Linked DNA regions of Mus musculus: all the other regions are linked to region 4. The links are chromatin loops, found by intact Hi-C in ENCODE. Cell type or tissue: left cerebral cortex. All regions are shown on one strand. Each heading gives the region's core, and the rest is flanking DNA. Links, peaks and the distances in the headings are about the cores only.

Region 1 (7,845 bases), core at 1,202-6,201, 110 kb before region 4:
GATCTCTGTAATTCCAAGGCTAGACAAGGAAACATATCTCGTATACACACACACACACACACACACACACACACACACACACACTGACATCTTGCAGAATAAATGGCCAGTTCTTTATAAAGGTCACATGAAGGGGGCTAGAGAAACTACTCAGTGATTTAGAGCACAGGCTGTCTTGCAGACAACTGGGGTTCAGTCCCCAGCACCCACATGATGGCTCACGACCAACTATAACTCCAGTTCTAAGAGAGTTAATACACTTTCTTGGGGGGGGGGGGCTTCTTGGGCATCAAGAACACACACCAAACAAGCAAACATCCTTTTTTTTTTTTTTTTTTTTTTTTTGATTAAAAAAAGGGTGTGCATGGAGTTAGCCACAACAGTGAAGTAAGGTGAACTATGAGTCCATTCACCTGACCAGGAACTAGATAGATCCCTTGTATAAACCACTCTGTCCATAGTCCCGCTAAGGGGGGATAAGTAAGCCAGGGTATACACCAATTTACTCATCCATCCATCCATCCATCCATCCAACCACGGGGTACCGCTGGGACTTAACGTGCTTTGAAAGAGGAAGCTGCCACCCACGGTACAACAGCAGCTGCATTTTTTTATAAAGATTTTATGTATGTGAGTACGCTGTCTCTCTGTCTTCAGACACACCAGACGAGGTGTGTGTCCCACTACAGATGGTTGTGAGCCACCGTGCGGTTGCTGGAAATTGAACTCAGGAGCTCTGGAAGAGCAGTCAGTGTTCTTAACCTCTGGGCTGTTTCTCCAGGCCCAGCAGCTCTCTCTTAAACCGTCTGCTCAACTTTCTCCAAGACAGCACTGGCAAACCTTAAGGCATTCCCACATCACCTGGTGATCGTGTTGACAGAGGAAGCCTAGGATGAGACCTGAAATCTGTATTTCTAATAAGCTCCCCCACGGAAGGATACTTCCCAGTCTAATCAGCTATTTTTTTTCTTTCCAGTCATATTTCACCTCAGACTATGAGGAGGAAACAACGAAGTCATAGAGTCCGTCTGCCTTTCCTGATTCCCCAGCTATCAGCGGCACAATTTTCACATGAGGCTTTCTGAGCCCCTGAAAACCGCGCTGCTTCACGCCCGTCTCTTTGTGGATTCCATCTGGAGAGCCAACATGATCACTGCCTCTTCGTGGAGTGTCAGCCTCACAGTGTTTTACTGATACAGAGAAACTCCTGTGAATGGAATAAAAGCCTCGAAATCCAGAATACTCACTCCCCATGTGAGGCCACAGCACCAGATCATAGCAGCGACAGTGGTGGGCCGAGAGGGCGTGGTTACCGGGAAGGTCTGTTGAGTGTCTTAAATACTCTTCCCTTAGATGTCTTCATACATTTTAAGGGAGTGAGCTAGCAGCAGTTATATTTTTTATTATTTTTTTTGAGATTATAATCACATCATTTCCCCCTTCCCTTTCCACCCTCTGAGCCTTCCCATATACCCCTCTTTGCTCACTTTCAAGAAAATGGTCCCCCTTCCTCTATTAACTGTCATTTCATGCAAATATGTTTATGCATATATATTACTAAACATACAAATACAACCTGTTCTGTCTGCATAATGTTACATGTATATATGCTTTTCAGGGCTGACCACACGGTATTGGATAGCCAGCAGGCGTGCTCTTCCTTCTCTCGGCAACGTAGAGTAGCCTGTAGTTCTTCATGTAGGGTTGGATCTTCTTGGGCCACCCCACCCGACCACCCCAACCTCACCCAAGTTAGCATGTCTATTTGTGTCTTCTGTAACCAGCCCATGTTTAGTCAGTAGGTTGCTGAGAATTCACAAGTGTAGCCCCTGGTGTCCCTAGCTTCATCTTTTCATCACTTATCTTCCTGTATTTTCAATTATTCAGTATTTTCAATTATTTTAAGAGTTCCACACAACATATTTTTCAGTGGCAAATAATATCTAAGAACCAACACAAGTAACGGTTGGGGGTGGCCTGGTGCTGCTGTGCATTCAAATGCTAAATTCTGTACTCCAAGATCTGGCTGCCCCAAGAATTCCCACATATGCCAGCCTTTGTTGGGTAAACCTTGTTCCCCAATTTAAATCTATAGGTTAAATAAAAGTGGTAAATTCCTGGGGAGAGTAGGAGGCGGCAGGGTTTTAGTTACCAGGCAGGGATCACAGGCAGGGACCAAGAGGAGAAGGAGAAAGGGGGCGAGAGAGAGCACAGAGGAGAAAGAAGAAGGGAGAGGAGGAGAGCTCCATTAGACTCGATGGACCAGGAACACGCGCCAGAGTCAAAGGGTCTGCCAGGACAGACAGCTGGAGCAGAAATAGCCTAGAAAGACTCAAACAGCAAGTATCTGGGGAGCAGAGCTGGGGAAGTAGCCAGCCTCGCTAGAGAAGTGTAGTAGGGTGGTTTACCCCGTGACCGCACTAAAGCTAAATGAACGCCACATAATCTGAGTCTCGCTCACTTGAAAATCTAACAGGGATAGAGGACTCCTGCAAAGTTAGAGCTTGAGGAGAGACAAGTGTATTCTGGATAAAAGTTACTCAAGCTGGCTGATCCAAGATTAGAGATGACTTATGAAAATGCATGTAGCCTGACTTGTTCGTTCTACATAAAATTTTAAAATTAATACTCTGTTTGCTAAGGATGCCCTTAAAGTGTTTTCAGCTTGTGCTAAATCTACCCTGTGAGCCAATTTCTTTGCCATGCTTTTTAAAACATACGTTATCCCCATAGGTGGAAACGTCATCAATTTAATTTATAACGGATCTTTTCCCCAGGTTTGCTTTTTTTTTTTTTTTTTTTTTTTTTTTTTTTTGGACAGTCTTCCTCTTGTAGCTCAGGCTAGCCTGGAATTTACTATGTAACCCAGGCTGACCTCAAACTCAAAGTCCCACTGCCTCAGCTTCCTAAATGTCAGGGACTACAGCCATATGCCACCAAACTCAGCTAACTTAGATACATTTTAAAAAGAAACAAGTTCATTTGTTACTGTAAAGCAATATTTATATTTATGGCATTTGTTCAAAATCACATCAGAGCGTTTATAATGAAGATGTGGCCACTACACTCCAACTTTCCCATCCGTTTTATGAACAAATTGGTCAGCTTTTTCCTTGTCTTTTTTTTTTTTTTAAGATTTATTTATTGGTTATATGTAAGTACACTGTAGCTGTCTTCAGACACTCCAGAAGAGGGCGTCAGATCTCAGATTACGGATGGTCGTGAGCCACCATGTGGTTGCTGGGATTTGAACTCCGGACCTTTGGAAGAGCAGTCAGTCGGGTGCTCTTAACCACTGAGCCATCTCACCAGCCCTCCTTGTCTTTTTTTATTGAAGTTATATTAACTGAAGTGTTAAAGTTTGACAGGTTTAATAATAAAAATTATGTCTTTATTTTTTGTTTGTTTGTTTATTTGTTTTTCATCTAATATTTGTTGTGTTCTGTGCTGTGTTTTGTTCTGGTCCCGAGCTGACTGGAAATCATCTATTTCACCAGTTTGACCAGTGTGGTCACCGTTCTATCCCCTTCCTAGCCACCAGGTGGTGCTGCAGGACCGTCTCCCTGTTGCTTGCGTGCTCCTTGAGCTGCGGTAGAGCTGTCTCAAGTGTGACACAGCACGAACTTTCCAGATTTCCTTGCACGGAGCTCTCTTGAGTGTGTGATCCAAAGCCATCAAGAAACTCCCTGTACACAGTATTAATTCATAGCTCACGATACGTCTGGCTTCCTAGGCAGCCATTCATAGGCCACACCTATGTTTAAACATCTATTGGCGCTACAAAAAAAAAAAAAAAAAAAAAAAAAAAGCAAGAAGAGTCCAAATTTTCCAGTCACAAATAGAGAATCGAGTTCTGAAGAGTCCACCTGACGATCAGCAACAGTAGTTCCTCGGCCTGATGCTTTTATAAATCATCAAGACCTTTTTCAACAGACGCTTCCTCAAAGACGTCTGCACCAGACAGGGAGGAGAATGGAACCTGCCAATAGTCAAGTGTGCCACCACCTCCTGCAATAAGGCTTCCAACTGGCGCTTGGGACCAGGAGTCCCATTTCCTGCCTGTATATCTGCCCTGGCCACATTTCAGACTTCCACATTCACTGACTTCCACCTGGTTTGCTCAGGTAATCTTGCAACCAAGCTTGCGGGTTGAACATGGTAGGAACACACTCTGCCAACTGTAACCTTAAAACAAACCCTTTCTTCCTCAAGTTGCTTTTGCCAGAGTGTCTAATCACCTTAAAGGGGAAAGAACTAAGGCACTCCACAGAAATGTACTACATGGGGGGAACTTCCAGACCTGTGTTGGCGAATACTATGGTGTCAGGAGCGAGAGCCCTCAGGGAAGACAAAGATGCTCCGCCAACCCTTCCATTTGGCTACTCGCAAGCTGTATACCTCATCGTAAAGTAGTCATAAATTGAAGCCAGACATAGCAGGGCAAACCTGAACTCTCAGCACTTGGTTGACTGAGCAGGAGGCTTGTGAATGTGAAGTTACTCCGGGCCGCACAACAAATATGTCTCAAAAGAAGAAAAGGCTAGCCCAGGCAGGCATGCCACTAGAACAATCGCTGAGGGCTTGCATCTGGCAGAGAGATTGAGATCGGCCTGGGCTTTTGAACTCTCAAAGCCTACCTCTAGTAACATTATCTCCAGCAAGGCCATGCCTCCCAATCCTTCCCCAAACGCTTCAGTAACTAGACCAAGCATTCAAACCTAGGAGCCCAAGGGGGGCCATTCTCATTCAAACCACTACAGGCGGTTTTGGAAAAGTACTTTACCTCCAAACTCTTTCAGTGGAAACATGGAAGCATACATGTGTGCGTAGATATATCTACAATTTATTTTCAAACAGCAAGACAAAAAACATTGTGAATTAACGAGTGAAGAATATGTTTCCTATAACCATTTGTTCAAATTTCTCATGTACTACAAATGTACTACATGGGGGGGGTGGGGGGGGGTGGGGACGGACTTCCAGACCTGTGTTGGCGAATACTATGGTGTCAGGAGCGGGAGCCCTCAGGGAAGACAAAGATGCTCCGCCAACCCTTCCATTTGGCTACTCGCAAGCTGTATACCTCATCGTAAAGTAGTCATAAATTGAAGCCAGATTGGTTTCCTATAACCATTTGTTCAAATTTCTCATAGGTTTGGAGTTTATGAATGTAAAACCAAGCCCGAAGTAACTGAGGTGGGAAAAAGAGTCCAAGTGTCTAGTACAGTGAAGCGTAAGGGTCAGGGTTTGCCTGTCTTAACAAAGTGCTTGCCTCGCATGCACAGAGCCCCAAGCCCGAGCGGCACATAAACTACTGTGATGATGCACATCTATAAGCCCAGCACCCTGGAAGTGGAGGTGTAAGTCAGAAGTTTAAAGTCCTCCTCTACTACGTACCAAGTTCAAGACCAGACTGAGCCACATGAGACTCTGTCTCAAAAAGACACACAACACTAGTGTAATGGTCACTTTTATTTCCTCAGGTCAAGGAATGAGATGAGAGCTGTGCCCAAGCTGTGTGAAGGCACGGCTTGGGCTGAGCCCGGAGCATTTCTTTCTCTGTTCTAACTATCCCTAAGTCTCGGCATTGAAGCTTCCGGCCTCTGTACAATCTAATCTTCCAAGCTGAGTGATTCCATCCAGCTTCTCTTGGCTTTTGCCTGAATTGCTCTGCTTGGCCTCAAACCAACTTTGGCAATGTTCTAATCTTCTGGCTCCTTCTGTTTTTCACTTATGTCTACCTTGTTCTCTCTGTAATCTGACTCTAAAACTGTCATACATATTCTCTCTCTCTCTCTCCCCCTCTCTCTCTCTCTCTCTCTGCTCTTAAGTAGCCTCTCCTATGCTGTTCCTGTATGAGCTGGGTATATCCTATCTCTGACGCATTCTGTCAAATCCTTCTATGACCTGTCACTTTGTCTGCCCCTCAATTATACAGCACTTTCAAACATGGCTGTTTTCGTCTACAAACCAACCTTACCTTCATTCTTTGGAATTAAAGGTGTGTACTAAGGGCATGTCTGTAGTCCAGCCAGATCACAGACCTCGAAGGTCTTTCGATGTGATCCCTTGCCAGAGCAGCCATGTTGCTGGACTAAAAGTCAGAGGGGCCATCTGTGGTGTTACTTCCTTAGTAGAGGCATTAGGCTCACAAAACTCCCAAGGTTCTTCAGTACAGAATGGAGAAAGCTTAGCATTCCTTCTTTCGTTATCTACAGTAATACCTTAGGTCCCAGTACTGAAGGGACGGCAGCTGCTGGGATATGTCTTGCTAAGGGGAAAAGGGAGGCGTGACAATTGCTCCTGTGGGAGGTTTGAAGTTCCCAGACCAAAAGCTCCCATCTTCCTTCCAACCACAGTCGTCACTTGAACCAGTGTTTGCCCTGACAGCCAAGCCAACCCTGACCCGGTCCACAGCTGCTCTACAACCACTGGGAGAGTAATTCAAAGATGTCATAAATGTTTCTAACTCTTATTTCTATGTGATTATTTTCTCCTTTCCTTACACACCTTTATTCCAATGAAGTGTCTAAAATTTTAATCCCACTTACTTAACCATAGTTACTAGGTCTACCGAGGTCATGCTATCTGGTTGCAGTGTCTACTGGACTAGAGTAGGAGTAACTAACTCACTTCGCTAGTTAAATACGCTAGTTAAGAGCGAATCTGAAAGGGTTCCAGAAAGCATCCTACGCTCACCCACCGTAAAGATCCTGGTTGGTTGGTTAGTTAAATACGGCAGCATTTCCAGAAGAGAAGGAAGGTTCTCTTTCTGAAAAAGGGTAAGTCAGCTTAACAAAAACATAGGTGGGGGATGAATGCTCTCCTCTGTCGCTCCCCTTTCTCCTCCTGAAGTTGAACACCATCTTCCTTTGCCCTTGGACATGGCAACTCTAGGTCTTAGCCCTCCAGCCTTGGACCAGAAAGCTTCACCCTTAGCCCTGGTCGTAGGGCCTTCAACCTTGTTAGCCTTGCTTCTCTGCTTCTCCAGTCTGTGGTCCTAAGTAGGATCTTAAAGCTCAATGATCAGGCAGATGCTCATCCCAATACTCTGAAGGCAGAAACAGGCGGATCTCTGTGAGTTCAAGACCAGCCTGATCTATGTAACAAGTTTCAAGGCCAGTTGGGATTACATAGTGAGTTCCTGGTTGGTTGGTTGGTTGGTTGGTTGGTTGGTTGGTTGGTTGGTTGGTTGGTTGGTTGATTGATTTGTTTTTTTAAAAATCAACCTCTGACTTTGTGAGGCAGGTTTCCTAGTAAGCCTTTTCTTACTTCCTTCTGCCTTTCTAGAGAACCCTCACTAATGGAGAGGACTTCATAGAGACCATGGAGAATAGTAAGCAACATTAAAACATGTGTACCCCCTGAAAGTATTAGGTCCAAAAGAACAGGGTGGCTAAAGGAGCTAAGTTGGAAACTGAAGAAGTCACAGTTCTTTGAGACTCACAGTGAGCCAGGGTGAGCAGGGAGCCCGGCTGGAGAAACAAATGTCTAACTCATGTCTCTCCCTTTGATTTCCCCACAGGGATCCACACTGGCCACGGCTGGAAAGGGGGAAAGTGTGTTACCACATTCATCCTGGGCAGCCGGCCAGATAGGAGAGATGAAGAGCGAATCTGAAAGGGTTCCAGAAAGCATCCTACGCTCACCCACCGTAAAGAGCCTCTGAGTCCAGAGCCAATGGTGGACCGACTCACGATCATTTGTGTAAAAGTGGACAGAGGGAGCGAGGTCAGGAATTTAGCACTTTTCTTCTTTTTGCCAGCATCATCTTCACTAATGGTTAAGCTTTTATAGTCATAATACACAGGATGCCCGGCAATCAGCCAAGACCAGACAAAAGCC
Region 2 (7,845 bases), core at 1,170-6,169, 340 kb before region 4:
AGACAAATAAGCGCCCTTGTATCAGGAGCTCACCTCCTGCTCTGTCCTGCACTCTATATCATCTCCACGGGGGACTTGACTATAGATCTATGGGAGCACTGTCTTAAGAGTGATCACACCAATCTGACCTTGTTTGGCAAAACTAGATACTAAAGCATAGAGGCTGTTTGACTTTATTTTAATCCACCTGGGTTTTCTCTACACCTTTCTAGCCAAGACCCGTGTGGCACTTGAACAGGGGTTTTCCTGATCCTCTATACCAGTGATTCTCAACCTTCCTAATGCTGTGACCTTCTAATACAGTTCTTCCTGTTATGGGGACCTCCAACCATAAAATTATTTTTGTTGCTATTTCATAACTGTAAGGTTACTAGTTGTGAATCATAAAGTGAATATGTGTTTCCCAATGGTCTTAGGCTACCCTTGTGAAAGAGTCCTTGAACACCCAAATGGGTAGTAGCCCACAGGCTGAGAACCTCTGCTCTAAATTCAGAAAGCCTCTTTAGTGTGGGTCCCCTAGTTCAATATTTAGTGTCCTTTAATTGTAACTAGGTGGTTAATATTTCTTTTCTTCCCTCCAGATGAAAGTGCAAGAATTTTTTTTCATTCCTGCTGTCTAGAATAGCACCTGATTTATAAATCAATTCCCAAGCCTACTCAATAATTACTAGATATGTATGTAATATTATTTACCAATGTTTCTTTGTGACTATTTCATAAATGACCATCTTATTGATCAGGAGTAACCTCATTCAGTATGTGTGCTAGACGTAGTAAATATGACATCACTTAATTTTTAAAACCATCCTGAGACAAGTAAGAGCAAAGTACAAATATACACATATATGAAAACATCATAGAGAAGCTCGTTACTTTTTATGCTTACCAAACCTTTAAAAAAAAAGCCTATGACAATATGGTTATTAACTCCATGTGGCTCATGGAAAGACAGGCATTGTGATGATAGATAAATCCCCAGGGTCTACTGTTGATATATATATAGTAAGGCCACAGTTAACTCTCAGGCATCCTGGTTATTCTAAATGATCTAGGTCTTAAAATCAAATTTCCACCAGGCCATGGTGGTGCACACCTTTAATCCCAGCACTTGGGAGGCAGAGGCAGGCAGATTTCTGAGTTCGAGGCCAGTCTGGTTTACAGAGTGAGTTCCAGGCCAGCCAGGGCTACATAGAGAAACCATGTCTCGGAAAAAAAAAATCAAATTTCCTTAGGGGGGGTCTTAGGTATTTCACCCTTCACAGAATACCCATCTCAGTACATACTTTACTTTTGGTTCTTATGTTAATCTTCTCCTTCTCCTTCTCCTTCTCCTTCTCCTTCTCCTTCTCCTTCTCCTTCTCCTTCTCCTTCTCCTTCTCCTTCTCCTTCTTCTTCCTCTCTCTCTCTCTCTCTCTCCCTCTCTCTGTCTCTCTGTATGTGTGTGTGTCCATGCACATGCAGAGATCAGAAGTCAATACCAGGTTTCTTCCTCCACCACTCTCCACCGCTTATGTTTTGGGGCAGCAGATCTCGCTAACCCTGAAGCTGGGGAGCAGGCTGGTCAGTGATCTCCAGCGATCCGCCTGGCTCTGCCCCCACCCTCATTCCCAGCACTAGAGTATAGACATGGACAACTGGGATCCAAATGCATGTACTCATGCCCACACCTCAAGCTCACCCTCTGAGCCGTCTCCCTAGGACCTAGTCTGCCTTTCTTTCATAAGAAACTGTGGTTGAATATTGCTTCTTTGATTTTTTTTTCCCCCTTGGGGAAATTGAAATGTGTTTCTTTACCAGTGGAGGAAAGGTGGAGAGAAGACTAAGAAAGAGACCAAGAGTCCATTGCATACCAACAGGCCTAGCTATCTATACTAACCAAAAATGTTCCCTGTAGAGAGTCAGAGGCAACACCACTGTCCTTGTCAGTATCACAGAATTAGCTGATCCTCCAGGCCACTTATCTTTGGGGGGAAAAGTAGGTCCTGGTTGGGACTTCCAGCAAGACAACAGAAATAAACCAAGACTATCAAAGAAAACCTGAGACGTGAAACCAGTTTCTTGTTTTAATATCAGCCTAGTTTTTGTTTCGGAGCAATGAAAACTGCTACAGTTTGCCACAAAATACTCTTACCCAGCAAATTGTGTGCATTGCATTCATTTTCTTATTACTCCAAGAGTTTACACAGCTGTCTCTTCTGTGCCCTTCATGCACACACACACACACACACACACACACACACACACACACACACACACACACATACACTCACACACCGTGGAGAGGACACCTACCCCAACGATCTTGCAATTGTTCAAATACTTTGTAAGTCTTTTCTGTATCGTCTTTGGAATCAGCTAATTGCTTTTTAAAAAAAAAATCAATCTGAACGTATCTTGTTAATCTTTATTCTATTTAATTGGTCCTTTGCATGCAAACACACTCGATAAATACTTTCTGAATTCAGTATAATGGAATTAAATTCCAAAGTTCTAAATTATACTCAGGCTGAAGATTCATCACCACTGAGTAAGGATTCATCCGGGCAAAACTCGAGCGGCAAAAAATATGATTAGGAAGAGAAACCTTTTACATGAATTCTGTATTGTGTGTGTGTGTGTGAGAGAGAGAGAGAGAGAGAGAGAGAGAGAGAGAGAGAGAGAGATTAGCCATGCTTATTCTAAGTTTAACTATAAGTTTAAATTAGAAGAACAAGAAAATCAAGGCTTTCAATATGGATATGTGTTAATTTTAAATGAAGAAAATTACCATTTTCTTTTAGTTGCACATATCACGCCTCAAGTAAGAATTCCTTAAAGGTCTTACTAAACACTGCCACTTTGGGATTGTGTGTACTAACTTTCAAAAGGGATGCTTTCGAAAGGGATGACAGATTTAGATGAGCGTCCATTCTGTAATGTTTGCCTTCAGGGATCCACTACTTTATAATCATGCTTCTATTTTAGTTATTTTTTTTTTACGAATATAAGCCATGACATGCATCCTATGAGAGACATGATTTTAAAAATAAGGGAAATAAACAGATGACACTCGGGTCAGGGCATGGAGCCAGCTGCCCAGGCAGTCGTCTCCAAAGCTGGTCTCTGATTAGTTCTGGGAAGCAGAGCAGCAACGGGGTGACAAACACTGTCGACCCTTGCCCTGGTGGGTACTTAGAGCCTAAGAAGTCGCATTATCACTCCGGTCTTAAGGAGCAGAATCAGTTCCTGGAGGTATCAATAATTTGCCTCCACAGGCAGTAGAACGAGGGCCTGTTGAGTTTTCAGACCAGCGCGCTGAGAGGGCACACACAGGGGACCCACATCAATACACATATATTTCTGTCAACTCCATAACCAACTAAAACAGCCACACCCTCAACACAAACTGCCCGTAACCCAAGGGCTAATTAAACACAAACAGCGCTGTTATCACTCACCACTGGATGGAGTGGTGTATGGGAAGGGTGTTCTGAGGGAGAGTGCCCTGTCACTACTGAGGCTTTCTATGAAAGGAACCTTCTGAACCTTACTGATGGAGGAACAGGAGGGAGAAGGGAGAAAGAAGACTGTGGTAGTGGCTGAGAGCTCTAGGCCATTTGGAGATTCGTGTTGAAGAAGGCCGATTACCGACTTCTTCCCAGCCTGGGCCTGGGTGGCTGCAGCTCTCTCTGTGGCTGAGTAGGCGTGGAACGGCAAAGGAGCTGGGGACAGTGGGAAGCCAGCGCTGGTTCCTTCTGCCACTGGAGAGGAGAAGCAAGCATGGGGCCCGTCGTAAAAAGAAAACATTGTAAAGTGCCTGTTTATGTGCTGAAGTAATTTCTAATTAGTGGAGGCAGGGACCGTGGTCCGCTGTGGTTAAAGGAGGGGGCGTGACACCAGGACAGTGGCCACGCTGTTCCTTCTGCTTTGCCTTCTCCTGTGGCGGCTGCAAGTCACCTCACTCTTCTCCCAGAGAGCTGCCAGCTATAGGATTTGGGTAAAATCCCCCATCCATTCATCCTGAACAACTGGCATTCATTGTCCTGCCCTTTAGTATTTAGGCTAATTAATAGCATCCCTTTGAGGCCAAGAATTATTCCGAGACGATGATGCTTTTAGCTGAGGGTGATGGGAGGAGGCACACAGAGCTGAAGTGATTTCCCTCCAGGGGCTGGAATCCCTAAGTGTGGGCAGAAAGCTAACTAATCGTGGGCTATCATCACTCAGCCCTACACCCTCCCAGACCACACCAGGGAGCTCGCAGGGTGCCCTGAGGATAAATGACTGTTTATTCAGCTTTAGGGACAACTTCAGATTAGGTGCTAAAGAAATACAAAGCATTACTGATACAGATGGGGCCTTTATTTTCTCATAACAGCGCTAAGCTCACCGGGTACTGCTAGTTCCTGGCCATAGCTCCAATGGAGTTTGTCACAAGAATAAGCTTTTGGAGCCAGGACGAATTAACGACTCCTCCTTCATTTTATCCGATAATTTTTTTAAGGGAAAAAAAAACATACAATATGCTCCTTGTAAAACAAAATTTAAATAATCAAGACGTTCACATTAAAAAGTAGGAAAAAAGACTATGTTCCTCCCTCAAATTTTAGTTAATGTCTACCCTAAGTCCCCCGGCCACTCACTGACACTGCCTGGTTTCTTATAAGAAAGCACAAAAGAAAGGACCGGTTTGTGAGAAGACAGAAAGCCAGTGACGGAGTCCTTTAAGGTCCGTATGCTTTTCGTTTCTTTATCAGACCATAATACCTACCTCAGGCAGACAGGATGAAGATTAAATAAGATGTCTGCTTTGTAGTAGCCACTGTTTCTAGGAATATATGTGTATCCCTAAATTTTCCAAAGTCATTACAAGCATGACTTTTACCCAGAGCCGACTTGGTGTGTTTTATAAACGAAGAAGAAGAAGCCAGGGATGTTTGGTAGAGGCTTGTTATGATGGGGGGGGGGGGGGGTGCCTCTGTGGGCCTATGCTGAGGCATCTCTTCCCATGGGGAGGGGAATTGAGGGAGGGAAGGAGGGAGGGAGGAAGGGAGGGAGGGAGGGAGGGAGGGAGGGAGGGAGGGAGGGAGGGAGAGGCCTGAAATGAAAGAGGCTGGGAGGGGAATGAGGAGAGGAGGGACAGAGAGGAAAGAGGGTAAAAGAGAAAGAGCAAGAGAGTAAGAGAGTGAGGAGGGGGCGAGCAGCCTCTTTTATAGTGAGTCAGGCACACCTGGCTGTTGCCAGGTAACTATGGGATGGAGCCTAGATGAAATGCCAATGCTACTTGTACCCAACTTCTGCAATGGCTGAACATCCTTCCGTATTAGTTTGCAAAGATGGGTTGATGATCAGAATATTAACAACCAGCTGGCCTCTTTCCTGAGCAAAAAGAATATGCTGGATAATAAAAGTACATGCCGAGCAAAAGCAGCAGCAGGGAGGGGCTTTGTAGTGATGCGGAAGACATCGGATCATATTGACATCCTTATCCTATCCCTACCTTCAAGCATTTAAATAAAATGGATGGACAAAAATAAAGATATCAGAGGTGGGGGGAGCCAGCTGAATTTCAACGGACTCTTTACTGTCCCTTTAGAATGGGTTATCATTATCAACGCTTTAAGAAGCATGTATGTAGATTTTTCTCATTGATTTCTTGCTTCATTGCTTTGTATCAGGGAGCATGCTGTCTATGTCTTCTCTGCTCTGGAATTAGTTAGTCAAGCATTATTCTGACCCAGCATGTATGTGATTGAACTTTCCCAACACTCCATGTGTGATTTTTGTTGACATCATTGTCACTTGCTTAGATTATTTTTCAGTCTCATAAGATTATTCAACTTTATGCGTATTTAACAGATCTTTTTTAAAAAGCACATGAAGGCCGACACCTTTATAGCTTGAATTGAAACTGAAACTTGCCACTCATTTTCTTTTCTTTTTAAAAAAATCGACAGGAAAAAAAAGTTCTTAGTGGGAAAGGTCATGGATTAAACTGGACTGGTAAATATTTTGACGATGGTCAACAAAAGACTTGGGTTTGAGACCTTAAACTAGGTAACAAACAAAAGGAAAACATATTTCACAAGAAGCATGTCTTTAAATTGCTGGCCACTGCACTACACCCTGTGGGCAGACAGCAAATACAGTCATTCCTCCTTTAATGAGATCACAGGGCCTGGGACTAACGCCAACATTGTAGACTAATGATGATTTTTAAGGTATTGGGTTATATACATGCTATGGTTTCTGCAGAAACCATTTAATATATGTTATCTAGCTTCCTCAATAATTACCTTTATATACTTATAAGCATTTTAAATCTTGCCTTGGGTATTTAATATTGGCTCTGTGAATCTGTTGAGTTTACACTTGTTTATGGCTGAGTCTGTGCCCTTTCCTTCTTCACTAACTCCTAAGTTGTTTTCACTCACTTCAGGTGGATAAAATAGCAGAGGGGATTGGCTGATATTTTGGTTCAGGAACATTTATTTGTGGGTGCTAATTTACCATCCCTAAGGTCACTAATAAAAGAAATAGAGAATTGTCAATAGTTTAATGCTTTTAACTGGAAGGTGTCCTGCTCTGTGTGTCCAACTGTAACATCTGGAGTCCTTCAAGACTGTGAAACACATTTGCTGATGTGGCTTTTCTTTTCAGACTACCCCGTGAATAGATAGTGTTGTTATACAATGTGTAGAGCATCCTGGGAGAATTACAGCTTAGATTTCTGAAGTTACACAATTATCTCTCGGGGCATTTGAAAGCGGCTGTGGTATTTCAGAAGAAAATGTCTTTTATCTCTAGGAAGGGCCTCCTTTAGTACTGGGAGAAATTCCTGTCAAGCAGATGGAAGGCAGAACTGTATAAACAGTTCTTTGGAAAGCCTGTTAGATTGGAAGAGGCCCTGGCACGTAAGGAGAGTCCATTAACAAGACCGTGAGTTTGAAAATGTGAACAGCTTCTTATATGTACATCCCCATGTTGAAAAGCAGTGTTATTCCTGAAACACTCTCTGCACCGTCTCAGAAACACATGGTTAGTGGACAGGAAGAACACAAAACAGGCTGTTTTTCACATTGTCCTAAAGAGACTGGGATGTGAGCTCTCAGGCTATCAAAAAAGGGGCTTCAAAACCCTCGTCAGGCTTCAATAACACGGTTATACCATGTGAGTCATCAGAGTTGGGGAATGAAAACGTCTGGAAGCAGTTGTGACTAAACCGTGAGGCTGATGCAGATGGATGTCTAGGTGTATTGCTCTATACAGGTCCTACAGGAGGCTTAGACTGTGCATACACAGTCATAAGATATTTCATTTGCAAAAGTACGATGCTTCCATATTCTCGTCCCTGTAGATGGCCTTCAAATTATATAAACTTCCTTCTCTGCAGAAACCAAATCTGTCCTGGTTCCAAGAACAATCACGTTGTGCTTTTGTTCCCTCCAAGCCTTTGCTACAGCTCTGCTCCACGTTGCAGCCGAGTCTTTGCTGCTCCCTTACAGATGGAAAGGGACCAAGTCCACACTTGAAATGGCAAGTGTGCAATGCCCTGATAACTACTTGGAGTAGCTGGTGTGGGGATGCAATAGCTGACCAGTGTAACAGTGCAAACAGTGGAACAGAAAGCTTGGGTGGCCACACGTATAGAAAGGGAGATGTGGATCAATGTGGAAGGATATGCCCACCTTGGAAGAAGAGTTTTATCAAAGCAATGTGTGCGGGGACAGTTGAAGTTAGAGCCATTCTCAGATTACAGAAACTGAAGGTAACAGAGACCAAACTGATATATTGTGTAAGAGCATAAAACCAGCTAGGGGAGTTTACAGGAAGGCAGCTTAAGGCTCCCTGATGTTGCAACCTTCA
Region 3 (7,845 bases), core at 1,349-6,348, 93 kb before region 4:
AAACAGGTTTTTCCAGTAAATACAATCTCAGGGTTCACAGTGTGATCAAGTATCTTACAACACTGTACACACTTGTAGGGGGTGGGCGTTGAGGTCTCATACTCAAACTATGCCCAGTGTGGCTCACAGTAGCTTTTGCTGCCTTCAGATTAAGATACAGAACTCTCAGCTCTTCCTCTGAAGACTATAAAACCTCTGAAACTATAAAAGCCAGCCCCAATTAAAAGTTTTCCTTTACACATAGAGTTGCCATGATCAGTGTCTTTTACAGCAACAAAAACTGTAGCTAAGAGACAGGCCTACATACCGAGACCCTGTCATTTTTAAAAAATAAATAAAAAACCTTATTTATACTGGTGGCTTAACACAAACTATGTGGTTTTTGAATGTCCCCACTTTCTAGATTCAGTACATGTAAGGAAAGTGTGTACTAAAGCAGACAGACATAGGACAAGAATTAAGAATGCAGCCCAAAAATAGGGCATGCATTTAATAAACTCACCAAGTTATTTAGGAAAGATCCAAAGTATTCAAAGGAAGGGCCGCTGTTGTGATGTGAATGAAAATGGCCTCCTTAGGCTCTTAAGGAGAGGCATTATTTTAAAGGATTAGGACACCTGGCCTTGTCAGAGTAGGTGCAGTCTTTTTGGAGGAAGTGAGAGTGAACTTTGAGGTTTCAGAAGCTCAAGCCACACTCAGTGTCTCTCCATTCCGGCTGCCCGTGGAATTCAGCTACTCTCCAGCAAGTCATTTGCCTACCTGCCACCACGCTTCTTGCCATGGTGACAAGGGACTAAACCACTGAACTGTAAGCCAGCTCCAAGAAAATGTTTTTCTAAGAGTTGTATAGTGCCTCTTCACAGCAACAGAACACTGACTGAGACAAAAGTCTTCATAAAAGGCAAAACTGTAGGTGTACGCTACAGGTGGATCTCTGTGGGTCTAAAACTAGCTCTGTTGTGCAGCCAGAGCCATACAAAAAAACCTTGTCTCAAGAAACCCAACAAAAAATGAACCAAAGCTCTTTTTTTCCTAGTGAGAAAAAAAAAGTCATCCCCTAAAAATAGACCCCATTTCTCAAAAATCTCTACCAAAAAACAACTTTTAAAAGTCATGGTAATACATGTCTACAGCCTCTGCTCTTGAGGAGAGGCAGGAGGATTGCTAAAAACTCAAATTAGCCTATTCTATATAGTGACTTCCAAGTAAGCTAGGGCTATTAAAAACAAAACAAACAAAAAGACCCTCAATTCAGACTCCCCCCACCCCATCAGGCCAGAGGTAGAAAGGAAAGCGCACAGCATGATGGTAAAAGAAAGCCAAGATACAGTTATGAAACTGGATATTCCAAAGCCCTTCTTTACAAACACTACAAAATACTCTAGTCAATTATATATTTATCCTGCCCCAGTTACTCGCTGTACTTAAGTCAAATAGCCCTGGAAGATCTCCACCAGACTTCTGATATCAGCAAGACTTCCCAGGCTTCAACCACACAGGCTCTGTAGTTCATACACAACCCGAGCTCCTTCCCACTTCAAGGTATTAACTCAATTTCCTGCTCTTGAAAATGCTCCCTTTGTCCACACACCGCACCGATCACGTTTTAAGATTTAGGTGCCTTATCTTTTTAATGAGATTCTCATGCCTACTCTCTCAATCTGTTCACTACTTCTCAGGACCCATTGTCATTTTTACTATGCGTATGTAATCATGGTTCCCTTAAATTCCACAAGGTTACAGATCACATTCCACATGGATTACTAGGACCTGGCAAAGCCTGAATGAAATAGAGCACTGTAAGCATCCAACTTAATATCCATTTGAAGCAATAACAGCATTCTTTTACATTCCTCATCACATACCTTCACCTATATTCTCTATCAAACCAACCTTTGCCCCGAAACTATACTGAAGTCGAAGAACTGAAACCTATAACTAAATAATTAATCTACATTTTCTTTTTGTCTATTTCTTTCTTCTACTACTTTTAGTTTTCTTTCACCACTTTATCTACTTACATCCTTTCTCCTCTCATCATTCATTTGCAAATCTCTCATAAGCTGCTATCGCCTCCTCTCTTTGGTTTGTGTTCTTTGGTGGTTGGCTATTTGGTCGAGCACGTGTAAAAGCCAACAAGAATAATTCCCAGCCAAGCCCCCCAGGCGCTACAGGAGATCCTCAGTGGCCACATTTGCTGGCAGGTCTACCTTACAGCTGGTCTTTCTTCATCACCGTCTTTGTAATCATCACTCTCTCCCTTATCAATACAAATGAAAGTCTATATAACTGCCTCCATAATCTCACAGCATTATTTACTTACAATGCCTCATCTCACCGATCAGTGTTTGCAGTGAAGCAAATACTGAATTGCTACAAACACTTTAATAAAGCCAAGACACCCAGCAGCCCTCCCTGGGGTTCCCATCTCACTCCATCTATTCTCTCCGATGCCCCTTTCCTTAAGCTCAGACTCCTGGTCTAAACACGCTATCCCAGCATTGTCTGTACCCATACACTATTGTCCCCAGCCTTCTGTTTCTTATGAAGCCTAAGTTATGCCATTTCTCTCAAATACTATCAAATTTACACTTTCCAGTCAAATACTCATCCTACTTACTCAAATTTGCTTCCCAAATATATAGTTCTAAATCTTTTTTTGGCTTTCTGTGACCTTTGGATTTGTATCATTTAAATATAGTAAAACTAGACTTCTACTGGGCTTTTACCAATAGCCCAGAATTGAACAAATTACCCTCACTTTCTACTCTGGTCAAGAGGACTATACAAGGGAAGACTGGTGTGCTCAGATCAGGATCTGTCCACTGGACTCAGTGCCCTCCGACTCTACCTGGAACATGTTGTCATCTCTGCTGCTGCTGCTCTGCTTGGAGGATGCCAGTGCTCTAGAAGTCTCACCAGGCTTCTGCTTCTTCACGGGCTTCTCTGGAACCGCTTGCTTTTTCCTCTTTAACTTAAAACAGGCAAGAACACACACTTGTGAAGTTCAAAACACTTCATTAAAAAGTTACTCAAATTTTTGACTTATGAAAAATATGTACATTAAAATTTTTTAACTATGAATCTAGTCTTCACATAACTAATGATAGTATTTTTACACTCTACTCTCAAAATCCCCAAAGATTCCTCAGATGTTAAAACAGTGATCTTGTGAACTAGAACCCACACACTACTCTCTGGAAAGAGAAAGACAAGCAGCCTATAACTTCTGTATAAACTTTTGGAAACCACAAATCCACCAGAAGCTTTCCTCTTATTATTTTAAGTTTTTAAAAACAAAGTATACTGGTATATCCTGTAACCCTGACTAAGGTTGAGGCAGGAAAGCTGAAGATCAAACAAAAAAACAAACAAAACCAACATATTTATGACTAAAACTGACTACTTACTAATTCTTTGTCTATTCCAAAAGGTATCTGTACTTTCTCAAGAATGTATGCTTCCAGCCTGGACTACATAGCAAGCTCCAGGCCAGTCAGGGCTACATAATTTAACTCTTAGGAGGAAAAAATAAAAAAGCATGCCTAGGTAAAGGAAGTTACTATCTTATACCAGGCACTGAAAATCAACAACTCAAAAACTTCTTCAGCACTAAGAATTGATGATGGACAGTAGTAAGACTAGTGTACTCAACCCCATATTTTAGAATTAGCACTAGTATAAAAAAATTGCATATGACCTCATTCTCAAAATGAGCGAAAAGTTAAAAAAATAAGAATTTTTAAAAACCCATGTTAAGTTTCCAGCCCAAACAGTAGAGGGCAGGCATGTTCCTTCTTAGTGGAAAGGACAAACTAGTTTAATATTACTAAACGTATATTAAATTTGTTGAGGCTAGGGCAATAATATGCTATGAAATGAAAACTATGGAAGCACCTAATGTAAATGTTTACAGAATTAATAGTACTGTGAGACAAGCTACACAGTCAGCTAAGCAAAACACAATCCTCTGAGTGGTGCACGCAGCAAGTAACCTCAGTGTCAGTGACACTCACTCTTAGAGGCTACACTCTACAAGTTCTGAAAAGACTTCAAGTACAGCTATATATGATGTTTGAAGCCTTATTTCAAAATTATAAATGATACTACAGTCTATCTGTACATTTATAGGCTCCAACTTTCCTAAGTTTTCCTATAGAGCTCCCTTTTCTTAGGGAGTACAGAGGCCAAAAAAACAAACAAAACCTAAACAATAACAAAAATTTTTTTAAAAAAAATTTTAAGAAGAGGGGGGGTTGCTGCTTTAAATAAATAAAACAGGGTCCCCATTATCCCAGGTGACCTTGAACTTCTGACCCTCCTGCTTCCGTTCCCATGGCTAGGGGATCAAACCTGGGACTTCCTGAGTGCTAGACTAGCACTCTACCAAGTGAACTATAAAACTAGCTTTGCCTGCTGCTTTTACACTTTGTAAACCACAGGTGCATTAATTACTTATTTTCAACAAAGCAAGTAAACAAATAAGGGTGAATACAATGTGTTCAATTTCTAGGATATGAATGTCTATTCAGACATAAATTTCTATTAAGACACAGCGGTGTGGAAGGAAGTCTTGACCACAAGGTGAACAGCTCTGTCACACTTCACTGCTGTGATCAATTGAGTGGAATGAAGTTGACAAAACAACGATCACCTAACACAGAAAAAGCTTATTCTGACAAAATGGGTAATTTTGTATTTGCTGTGTTGGATGACTTTATTTACTAAAAGCAAATAACTTTTAAAGTTAAAATGTACCAAAACTAAAATTCAGTAATTTGAAGAGGAGCAATGACTGAGAAACTATCAACATTAATGTTTTCATTCAAAAATCCATGCAGCCCAATAGTGACTTATACCTGTAGGTCAGACAGAGCTTTGGAAATGTTATTACCATCAGTTTGTATTTGTTGCACGTGTGGTGCCTGTATGTGGGTACATGAGGTTACAGGACAAACTTGGTATAATGGGGTCTCTTCTCCTACCATGTGGAAGAACAGAGATCAAACTCACACGAGGCGCCACAGCAGGCTAGATCAACTGGATTTTTGAATGACACGAATTTCTAAATAATGATAAGTAGTGTCTTTGGTCTCATTAGAATTCTAGTGCTCTAGAGTCTAATGAAGCATTTCTGTTGACTCTTGGTTACTAGAGGTGCTCAATGGAGGACTTGCTTAGTCTGAGCTGGGTCCCTAATCCTGAGGGTGAGGCAGAAGGACAAAAGTACAAGGTCAGCCCAACAACTTACTGAGACCCTGTTGCAAATAAAAAGTAAGAAGAAGGCTAAAGATATAGCAAGTACTTGCCTAGGATGCACTGGGCTGCCAGGCTGAACCCCAAGTACAACACAAAGACCTCTTAAATCTGATGTAAGTCCTGCAGATGAGACTAGAATCTAATATTCTACTCAAGGAATCCATCAGTCATTTATCTTTACAAAATTACCCTTGTAGATTCTCTCACATTCTGAGCCCAGCATTGGTAACACCATCCCAGCGTCCCACCCACCCCCACCCCCCAGGGAAATCCCAGGTGTTTGGAGAAGTCTAGGATGCATAGCAAAACCTACTTTAAAAGACTGACAGGCCTTTCCCTTCAAAACTCAATGTCAGCATTATAGAGCAATTAATGCACCATACATTTTGTTCTATAAAAGAACTTGGTAGAGTAAAAGTTACCTTTTTTTCAACTTCGCTGTCCGAATCACTGCCTGAAGAGCTTGAAGAAACAAGTTCCTTTGATTTAGGCATTCTGAAAGAAAAAGACATCACATGAATAATTTACAAGGTGTTTTAGTACCTTCATCTTAGCTCTCCCAGACCAAAAGAAAAAATTAACTTCCACAGCTCATTCTGCCTTTTTGTGGTACTGGAGTCGTTACACAGAACACATGTCTAAATTGCAAACAACAAGCACAGCCAATTATTCTGAACCCAGTCAGAAAAAAGAAATAAAAGCCATGTGCACATTCCTTCACCCTTCTCAAAGTCAATGGGCCTTTTTAACAACTGATTTTTAGACAGGTTATAAAGTTTGTGGGTAGACTACAAGAAAGCAGCTGAGAATAATGACCGTAAAATCAAGAGAAATGTACATAATTCCACTCACATTGAGGGGACCAGCTCCAACATAAACAGCTTGCCCATGTAAGCATAATACCTAATTAATTTTGCCCTTATAAATCATCTTTTACATGTTCTGTATACACTAGTTTTTACTTTGTGGCCACACTATCAAAACAACAGGCAACAATCGGAGTTCACAATGTTATACACAATTCACAATAATTTTGCACTGATTTTCTACTTAGGGAAATATATAAAATGTGAAGGCTTTATGTGCAAGGCAAAACTCACCAGACAGGCACACAGTGCAGAGCCTGCTGTTTATTTACTGCATAAAACAAAGGGCAGACAACTCGTCTAACCCACATTTCAAGAAGTCCTTAGGCAGGTCCTAACTACTTTTCAAGATACTTACACCAAATGGTAAAACCAGGTAGCAAAAGCTATTTACCAAACTATCTTCTGCTCTCTCCATCTAAATAAACTTACTAACTTCTACATGGCTTAAAGGTCCTAAAAAACACAAGATTCTGTAAATGCTCAAGAAAGATACATCAATTCCTACCTCCTACATCAAAAAAATTATAACCCAGCTCTCTAAAGACCAAACTGGCATTCAATGTGCAAAATAGGAGGTCAAGGCAAAAGTGAGCTACCCAAATCCTGCCCACGACTCTACACAACTGGCCAGTCCGTTAGAGGTAATACCTAAACTCAGGAGGGAGAAGGCTCCTAACCAGTCCCTTCGCTTTTCCTCTTACTGCTCCATTTCACAACCCGACCTCCAAAATCAAGTTTCCCAAGCTAGCTCGGTCACACAACTACACAAAGCCTGTTTTTTGAGAGGGAATTGCACATAAACAAATCTTTCGCTTGCAAACAGCCAGCCATATCTATCTCCCATTACGAAAAGCTGTCTGGGGAACTAAAATTACTTCAAAGAACCACGTCATTATCTAACCTAAATCTACCCAATAAGAAAACAATGTTTGTTACTGGGAACTAAAGCCAGCCCCGTTCCCTACACTTGGACTTTTAACTTTAATGAGGCTTTACTGGGGTGGTTTCTTGGAGGCCGGGGGGCGGGGGGCTTCGTAATTCGAGCAAAAGGTAACTAAAAGGGGTGACCGTAGTTTATAGACCGACCAGTCGGTGCCCGGGGCTGGGGAATACTGAAAACATCCCAGAGTGCGAGGCTCTCGAGGGCGAGCCGGCGCGTGGCACCGTGGGGGTCGCGGCCAGGAAGCTCCCGAAAGCCCCGAGGCGAGGGCTGGGGCTACTGCCGGCCTCAGGAAGGGGGCGTGGGGCGTCGAGAGCGTGCACAAGAGGAGGGCCTTGCGCCAGCGCCATTTTCTCCTCGCCCCGGAGCCCAGCCATGTTTGCCGAGCGCGCCCCCCGCCCCTCGACCCCGCGGGGCCAGCGTCCCCCGAGGGTGGGGAAGGGATGGCTTCCCGAGCACGGTGGTCCGGACAGGGGTGGGCGAGCGCAGCCTCAGGGCAGACCGCTAGCGCCTCCGCCCGGAGCCCCATCACCCAGTCCGAGGGGCGCGCGGCCATCACCCGCCGTTCGCCTGCCTGCCCGCGCCCACCGCCTCGGCTCGGCTCCCCAGAGCGGCCGCCACACGAGGCCCCGCGGGGACGCGGGCAAGAGCGGAGGCCCTTCCCCCGAGCTGCCGTTTTTCTCCCCACCGGCAAGGAGAGCGAAGGGGGCCGCGGTAGCCTGGGGTCGGCCTGGCCGCAGCCCCGAGGAATGGGCCCGGGGTCCCACGCACTCACGC
Region 4 (7,845 bases), core at 994-5,993:
CATGGGGAGCACTGTAAACCAGGATGCAGGAGGCATGGGGAGCACCGTAAACCAGGATTCAGGAGGCATGGGGAGCACTGTAAACCAGGATTTGGGAGGCATAGGGAGCACCGTAAACCAGGATTCAGGAGGCATGGGGAGCACTGTAAACCAGGATGCGGGAGGCATAGGGAGCACCGTAAACCAGGATGCGGGAGGCATAGGGAGCACCATAAACCAGGATGCGGGAGGCATGGGGAGCACCATAAACCAGGATGTGGGAGGCATGGGGAGCACCGTAAACCAGGATGTGGGAGGCATGGGGAGCACTGTAAACCAGTATTCGGGAGGCAGGTTACAGAGGCTACATGGATGTCTTGTGAGGATACCAACCTGAAGAGATGGCAAATGAGGTCCAGATGCCCTCCCATGATCCTCACAAAGGGAGCCCAGGGGAAAAAAGATCTGAATTAGCTTAGAACACGGTCCCACCACCCCAGTGAGATGAGTGTGACAGCCATTTAGGACTGTCATCAAATATTCTGCTGTCCTGCTTTACGTGTTCGTGTCCTCTGGAAGTGACACGAGTATATGTGATATGGTTTGGCCAGTTGCATTTAAGCAAAACTGAGCTGTATCCTGGGCAGACTGAACGGAAGAGCCTGTGATGGTCGGTTTGTGTCTCATTTGGGCTGAGCTAGAGTATCCCACTTCTGATCAAGAAGCGAACTCGCTTTTGATGTGTTTGATATTTAGATCAGGAGACTCTGAATAAAACATTATCCTCTAAAACGTGAGTAGGCTTCGTCTGATCCACTGAGAATCATACGGGATAAGCACCGTGATCCCCTAAGGAAGAAATTCTTGCTTCGGGACTGCCTTCAAACTCAAGCTGTCATGTTAGTTCTTCTCTGGTCTCCAGCCTCCTGGCCTCGCCTACGCTGTCGATTTCATATCTGTTCAACCCCCACAAATGTGTGGGCCAGAGAAATTTTTGGTTCTGCCTTTCTATCTCTATTTCTCTTTCTTTCCGAACAGTCACAAACACCCCCCACACACACTGCCCATTGGTTCTGTTTCTCTGGAGAACCCGAAAACAGAACCTATAGCCCGTTGTTCACATTGTCTTTTCCTGCCACAAAAATCCTTGGGAACAAGTGTGGAGATTAATCTTCTTCAACCGGGGTCCTTGAGAGACTACGACAAGTAGAGCGCAGGCAAGGGAGACAGGGGAGTGGAGTGGAGGGTGGGGCGCATAGATCGAGCCTGAGCATCTGAGAGAAGCCAGGGGGAAGTGGGGAGGACTGGAACACTGCTACCCTGCCTAGCATCACGCCCATAGGTAACAGCGTGTATGGATGTAACACATGCTCCAGATGTGCAAACAACCTAGAGGTCTCCATCCTTTGTACTCCAGTTGCCTATGCACTGCTAAGTTTTCCTCCAGGTTCTCTCCGCTGCTTCTCTCAATGGCCTGGAACTCGCTGGATAGACCAGGTTAGCCTCAAAGTGAAATGAAAATATTTGTCAGAGTGAGAGAAGTCAAAACGTTGTAAAAAGAATACACAAATCCCTGTAACTCTCGATAGAAGCTTCATCTCTCCCTCCCCCTCCCCACGGGCATTTGAAAAGAATATTAAAAAAACAAAACAAAATCTGACTCAAGTGAAGCTGAAGGTGGGGAAGAGCTAGGAGGGAAAAATTAAGGAAGATGCTTGCCTGCAATATAAAAGACATTCTGGAGCAAGAGGGGGTATTCACAGGCGTTTGCTGATACAACCAGCATCGCTCAACATTGCTTTGGGCTTCTGGGAGTTTCTCTGTGGCACAGAGCAGGGATGGCTCAGCTTCCCTCGCAGAGGCCCCACTTACCCTTCTTTATTATTATTACTATTAGTAGTAGTAGTAGATATTTTCTTTATTTACATTTCAAATGTTATCCCCTTTCCTAGTTTCCCCTCCAGAAACCCCCTATCCCCTCCCCCTGCTCTGCAACCCACCCACTCCCATTCCTGGTCCTGGCATTCCCCTATACTGGGGCATACAGCCTTCACAGGACCGAGGGCCTCTCCTCCCATTGATGACCAACTAGGCCATCCTCTGCTACATATACAGCTAGAGCCACATCCAGAGACTGCCCCACTTGGGGATCCACCCCATAAACAACCACCAAACCTAGTCACTAGGCAGATGCCAACAAGAGCCTGCTGACAGGAGCCTGATATAGCTGTCTCCTGTGAGGCTCTGCCAGTGCCTGACAAATACAGAAGTGGATGCTCACAGTCATCCATTGGACGGAGAACAAGGTCCCCAATGAAGGAGCCAGAGAAATACCCAGGGAGCTGAAGGGGTCTGAAGGCCCATAGGAGGAATAGCAATATGAACTAACCAGTACCCCCAGAGCTCTTGGAACTAAACCACCAATCAAAGAAAACACAAGATGGAACTTGTGGCCCACTTACCCTGCTGATGGCTCCTCATGTTGCTCACACTCTAGCTTTGAACATCTCACACCTCCTCCCTAGCCCCTCAGGTCCGGATTCTGGTCACTTAGCTTTACACAGGGCAGCCTCCCTGGGATGTGTTGCTTGAAGCCTGATGCAACAGTATCACCCTGAGCAGCGGTCTCCCCTCCCACACACCCCAGGAGGCTTACCTCTCCTTCCACAGGCCATGTTTATCCATAAGACATCACGTGGGAACTCCGTTCAAAATGCAAGCGGAGCAAGACTGGAGGTCCAGATGTTCACGCTGGGATGCAGTCCAGAAAGTTCTATTTTTACATGCTCTCCTCCAGGTGGCTCGGTGGGGGCTGGAGGGAGGCTATATTTGCAGTAATAGTGCCCCAGAGAGATGTAGGGTGGGGGATATTAGCTCAGCTTCCCTCCCCTCTTGGCTCTGCAGCTCTTTTCCCTAGTCAGCTCTGACTTCATTTGTTACTGATGCAGCCAGGCCATCTGCTCTCAACCTTAAAACCGAACAGACAAAAGCAACAAATGCAAGATGGAGCCTTGCTTCTAGGAATTTCGGTGCCATTTGTGATTCTTTCTGTACACCAAGGTATCTGGCCTTCTCTGTGAGGTCATCACTGATGGCAAAGTTGAGAATGACTTGTGAATCTTTCTCATACTCCGTTTTTGCAGGCTTTGCCCTGGACCAGGGATGGGGCCTGAAAGGAAACACAGAAGAAAGCATCAGAAACCTGCTCAAACGAAGGCATCAGTAACCAAAAATAAGCACATTTGCTTAATGTTCTATCTTGACGGTGTCTTAATAACAGTGGCCGCCGACAGCATCCAAAATCAGACAAGACATATCCCACTCTGCCAGTCAAAGGGTTAATTCCCATGGCTCATAGAAAGAGGCTGCACAACCACTTCCTCACCTGCCCTACACAGACCTGGAAAAAATTCCCTCAACCTTACTCCAGCACAGCCCAAGTCTTTGACCAAAACCCATGCACCCCCTGGTGGTCTGGAGGTAAACTACAATGTACAATAGGAGACTTTTAGGTTTTTCTGGTTTTGTATTTCATGTCTCTTCTAGTCAACATCCACACAGAACTTTTCTCTGGGATAGCTTTGCAGGAACAGCCTCCTCAGGCTGTATTCAGACGATTTGGGAGGTGAGGTGTCACAGATCTTACAGGAAATGGATGGCCACCTTCTCCAGACACAAGCCTCGTGACAGATTATCCAATTCTAAGTGGTCAACCCTAAATATTCATACATACAGGAAACATTAAACAGATCCAGTAGGATGCATTTGTGTGTGTGTGTGTGTGTGTGTGTGTGTGTGTGTGTGTGCGCGCGCGCGCACCCTACAGCACTTGGGTAGTGGTCAGAGGAAAACCAGACTCTTTCCTTCCAACAAGAGAGTTGTAGGGCCTGGATTCCTGTCACCAGATTTGGTGGCAGGAGCCTCTATCTGCTGAGTACTGTAACTGCCTCTGTATCTGTAACCTTTACTTAGTGTGAGAGCTCTTTTTCTCCTGTCATAGTCCCCTTTCCTCTTTAGTGTATCTTCTTGCTTGCACTCTATTAAACTAGTGGTTCTCAACCTGCGGGTTGCCGCCCCTTTAGGGGGGTCGAATAATTCTTTCACTAGGGTCACTCAAGACCATTGGAAAATGCAGATATTCACACTGTGATTCATAACAGGAGTAAAATTACAGTTATGAAGAAGTAACAAAAATAATTTTACAGTTTGGGGCACCACAACATGAGGAACTGTATTAAAGGGTCACAGCATCAGGAAGGCTGAGAGCCTCTGGTTTAACTAAACACTTAATTTCTTTTTCCCATTTGTCTCCTTCCTTCAGCTACTTAAATCTCTGACTTGTCTGACCTGTCATCTTTTCTAACTCCAGTAAATTGTCATCATGTACCTTTCTGTATCCATTTGTTGAGGGGAGGGGGGTGGGTTTTTTGAGACAAGGTCTTTCTATACTCCTCAGTGTCTTGGAACTCTCTATGTAGTCCAGACTGGTTTCAGACTTAAAGACATCCTCCTGCCTCTGCCGCCTTCTTGTTCTTGTTCTTCTTGTTCTTGTTCTTTTTTGTTTGGTTGGTTTGCTTTGTTTTGTTTTATTTTGTTTTGTTTTGTTTTTCAAGACAGGGTTTCTCTTTCTCTGTGTAGCCCTGGCTGTCCTGGAACTCACTCTGTAGACCAGGCTGGCCTCAAACTCAGAAATCTGCCTGCCTCTGCCTCCCAAGTGCTGGGACTAAAGGCTTGTGCCACCACTGCCTAGCATGCCTCTGCCTTCTGAGTGCTGGGATTAAAGATGCCACACAGGGCTTGTATCCACTTCTAAACTCTTTTATCAACAAGACCAATGACAGAGACCCTGTGCCCCTCAATATAAAGGGGGACCAGGGGGGGAGAAAACAACAAACATAAACCACATGAAAAAGAAAATCACAATACAAGGCCAAGATTTGTCAAGTGTTTTCTTGATACTGTTTTGGAGACGAGTTCGTATAACACATCCTTGCATCAGATATTATGTAGCCAAAGATAACCTTGAACTTCTGGTAGATTCTCTAGACTTTATCTCCTGAATTTTACAATTGTAAGCATGCACCATCATTACAACTTTACTCAGTGCCTGGCCTTGTGCATGTACGCAACCAACTGAGTCATAACCCAGCCTAGGCAAGGATTCTCTTTTCTTTTCTTTTCTTTTCTTTTCTTTTCTTTTCTTTTCTTTTCTTTTCTTTCCTTTCCTTTCCTTTCCTTTCCTTTTCTTTCATTTTCTTTTTTAAATAGTTAATCAATCAGACTTACATATCAATAAATTCTCAATACACAAGATGCCAATACAATAATTTCAGAATCAATTGATAATGTTAAAAGCTGCCCACCTAGATTAGACAAATTAACCCACTAATCTAACACATTATGATATCATAACGACCTGAGGCTGGTCATAGCCAAGCTGATTCATGTCTGCTGCCATCTTCCTTTCCCTCCACTCAGATTTTCTTTTTTTAAATACTCATTCTTTCATCTATTTACACTACATTTATTGATTTGCTTAATGTACACACACACACACACACACACACACACACACACACGCACACTGTGGCTCACACGTGGAATTCAGAGTCAGCTCTCTCCTTCCACCATGTGATCCTGGGGAACTGAACTCGGGTTGTCAGAGGCGGCAGCAGGTACGTGGACCCACTGAGCCATCTTGTTGGCCCCTGTCAAGCATTTTCAATAGGTAACATACGCTCTGGTTTGGCTGTGGTTCAAATGTGCTCCTTCGATGGTTGTTCCCCAGTTTTGTGCAGTGAAGGTGTGATGTCCGTGTGCTGATGCTGAGAGATGATAGAACCTGCAAGGGGCGGAGCCTACTGGGAAGAAACTGAGTTGTTTGGAGCATTAACTTTGGAAAGGATTCATCTGTTCCCTTGGTATCTTGGGTAGCTCTCATCTAAGGAGTCGTTAATTAGCAGAGCAGGACTGGCCCCTGATCCCCACCACTGCTATGCCTCTGGCTCCCTGTGATTTCTTCTCCATACACTAATGCAGCTGTGACATCTACCAGGAGGCCCTCACCAGTACCAAGTCAATGTCAGCAGTACGTGCTTAAAGCTCCGGAACTAGGAGTGATAAAGTACCTAGTTTCTAGTATTGTGATGCAGCAACAAAGAATGCACTAAGGCCACAGCTAGCCACAGAATGCTCACTTACTGCTAGCGCTGTTCATCTGAAAGTACTTTCAGAAAACTTGGAACTCACCCATTTTATGTCTTGATCTCTGGGACGAAATAGAGGATTTTGTTACAAAAGCAAATGTTAGCTGGAATGTGGCTTGGTGGTCAAATGCTTGAGTATCGTGTTAAAGTCCTGGATTTTTTTTCTCCAGTGATGGAAAAACCAACCTGGTTCTGAAGAGGAAAAGTGTGTGGTGCACGGTGCAGATAAGACAAGAAGGACCTCTGCCTAAACTCAAAGCTTCCTGAAGGAGATGGAAAAGACAGAAAAGACGGAAGTCCAGGGAAACCCAACTGTTCCAGGAAAAGACAGAAGAAAGTCATTCAAGACCTGAAAGTCAAATGCAGGTTGCAGAAAATGTGAGCCACCAAAGCAAGCCCAGAACCGGAGGGTGAGCAGATGGTGCAGGCCCAGCGTTAGCTCGGTGGACTGAGTGTCGCCCCAGCTGGAATAAAGTGAGGACTGAGCGAAGAAGGCAGGTTTCCAGGAGACGCAGGAGCAATGTCTAATGAATGCTGGTAGTGAACAGGCTAGATGCGTTTCCTGGGTGTCTCCGATGCAGCTCAGCCCTGCAAAGGCCTGAGTACGGATGGAGGACATCCTTGAAGCAGGCATGGTGGGCACAATTGTAATCCCAGGACTGTCGAGCAAGAGGCAAGATCAAGGACTTTCTCTGCTGTATAGCAAGTTTGAGGCTTGCTTGGGCTATGTAAAAGAGCATCTTGAGAGAAAGAAAGAAGGAAGAAAAGGAAGGAAGGAAAAAAGGAAGGAAGGAAGGAAGGGAGGAAGGGAGGAAGGAAGGAAGGAAGGAAGGAAGGAAGGAAGGAAGGAAGGAAAGGAAGAAAGAAAGAAAGAAAGAAAGAGAGAGAGAGAGAGAGAGAGAAGAGAGAGAGAGAAAGAAAGAGAGAGAGAGAATGGAAAAAGAAGGAAGGAAGGAGGAAAGAAAAAGAGAAAGTAACCCAAAGAAAATATAAGAGGCTATATCAAAGGACAGAGCACCAAGTGGCCAGTAACACACAGAGAAAGTGAGATTTAGAAGTTTGCAGGCTGAAGAGATGGCACAGTGGTTTAAAGTATTTGTTGTGTAACCATGAGGACCATAGTATGGATGCCAGCACACCAATGCCAGATATGGTTCCACAAATACCTGTAACCTCTGGATTGAGGTGGGGCAGAGGGGGGTCTGGAGTTTGCTGGCTGCAGACCTAGCCAAAAAGCAAGAGCTTTTTGCTTTGGTGAGAGGCCCTGACTCAGAGGAGTAAGGCAGAGCGATAAAAAGAGGACCTGTATCATTCCGGCCTCCGCACATGCACAGGTGCATCTACCCACACATGTGTGTGCATATACGACGCACACACGCGCACACACACAAGCACAAGGACCTGAGATTGACTCCCCAGCACCCACGGTTTCTTTTAAAGCCCAGCATGGCTGCGCTGTCTGTGACTCGACTGCTAGGAGACAGGCAGAGCTGGAGCGCTTGCTGGCTGGCCAGTTCAGTAAGAGACTCTGTCTTGGGAAACAAGGCAGAAGATGACAGAGAAGAAAACCTTAAACCGGTCTCTGTGAGCACACAGCATGCATCATATGCACCATACATACCAAGTAGATGAGCAATAAACTATGAAAAAGAAGAAAGCT

The links. Hi-C counts contacts between places; a loop is a spot of excess contacts. Peaks named below come from ENCODE experiments on the same cell type or tissue, not always from the same donor. Only the 100,000 strongest peaks of a DNase experiment are listed, where the experiment ranks them.
Region 1: a loop joins it to region 4, with 7 times the contacts of the local background. A loop is called at or near these places in 35 of 42 quality-filtered maps.
Region 2: it touches region 4 in a loop (2.7-fold over the local background); 4 of 42 quality-filtered maps call a loop at or near these places.
Region 3: a loop joins it to region 4, with 3 times the contacts of the local background. A loop is called at or near these places in 15 of 42 quality-filtered maps.

What each region holds. Positions count from the first base shown.
Region 1 is chr15:11,968,494-11,976,338 of GRCm38, forward strand. It overlaps 1700047G03Rik (RIKEN cDNA 1700047G03 gene), which reads left to right. Exons shown (of 3, transcript NR_040447.1): 3 at 977-1,590. Among named protein-coding and RNA genes, the nearest start is that of 1700047G03Rik, 5.4 kb to the left of the region's middle. In left cerebral cortex, for the core only: a CTCF peak has its summit at 3,537 (motif pointing right); DNase peaks (open chromatin) are centred at 2,480 and 3,566.
Region 2 is chr15:11,738,346-11,746,190 of GRCm38, forward strand. No RefSeq gene overlaps it. Among named protein-coding and RNA genes, the nearest start is that of Gm34501, 13 kb to the left of the region's middle. In left cerebral cortex, for the core only: no CTCF peak of the experiment used is centred there; a DNase peak (open chromatin) is centred at 3,755.
Region 3 is chr15:11,988,108-11,995,952 of GRCm38, forward strand. Sub1 (SUB1 homolog, transcriptional regulator) reads right to left here. Exons shown (of 5, transcript NM_011294.3): 1 at 7,844-7,845; 2 at 5,682-5,754; 3 at 2,852-2,974. The coding sequence starts at 5,753. Among named protein-coding and RNA genes, the nearest start is that of Sub1, 4.0 kb to the right of the region's middle. In left cerebral cortex, for the core only: a CTCF peak has its summit at 3,771 (motif pointing right); no DNase peak of the experiment used is centred there; H3K4me3 peaks cover 645 bases.
Region 4 is chr15:12,081,644-12,089,488 of GRCm38, forward strand. No RefSeq gene overlaps it. Among named protein-coding and RNA genes, the nearest start is that of Gm34759, 5.1 kb to the left of the region's middle. In left cerebral cortex, for the core only: a CTCF peak has its summit at 3,456 (motif pointing left); DNase peaks (open chromatin) are centred at 2,734 and 3,440; H3K27ac peaks cover 1,466 bases.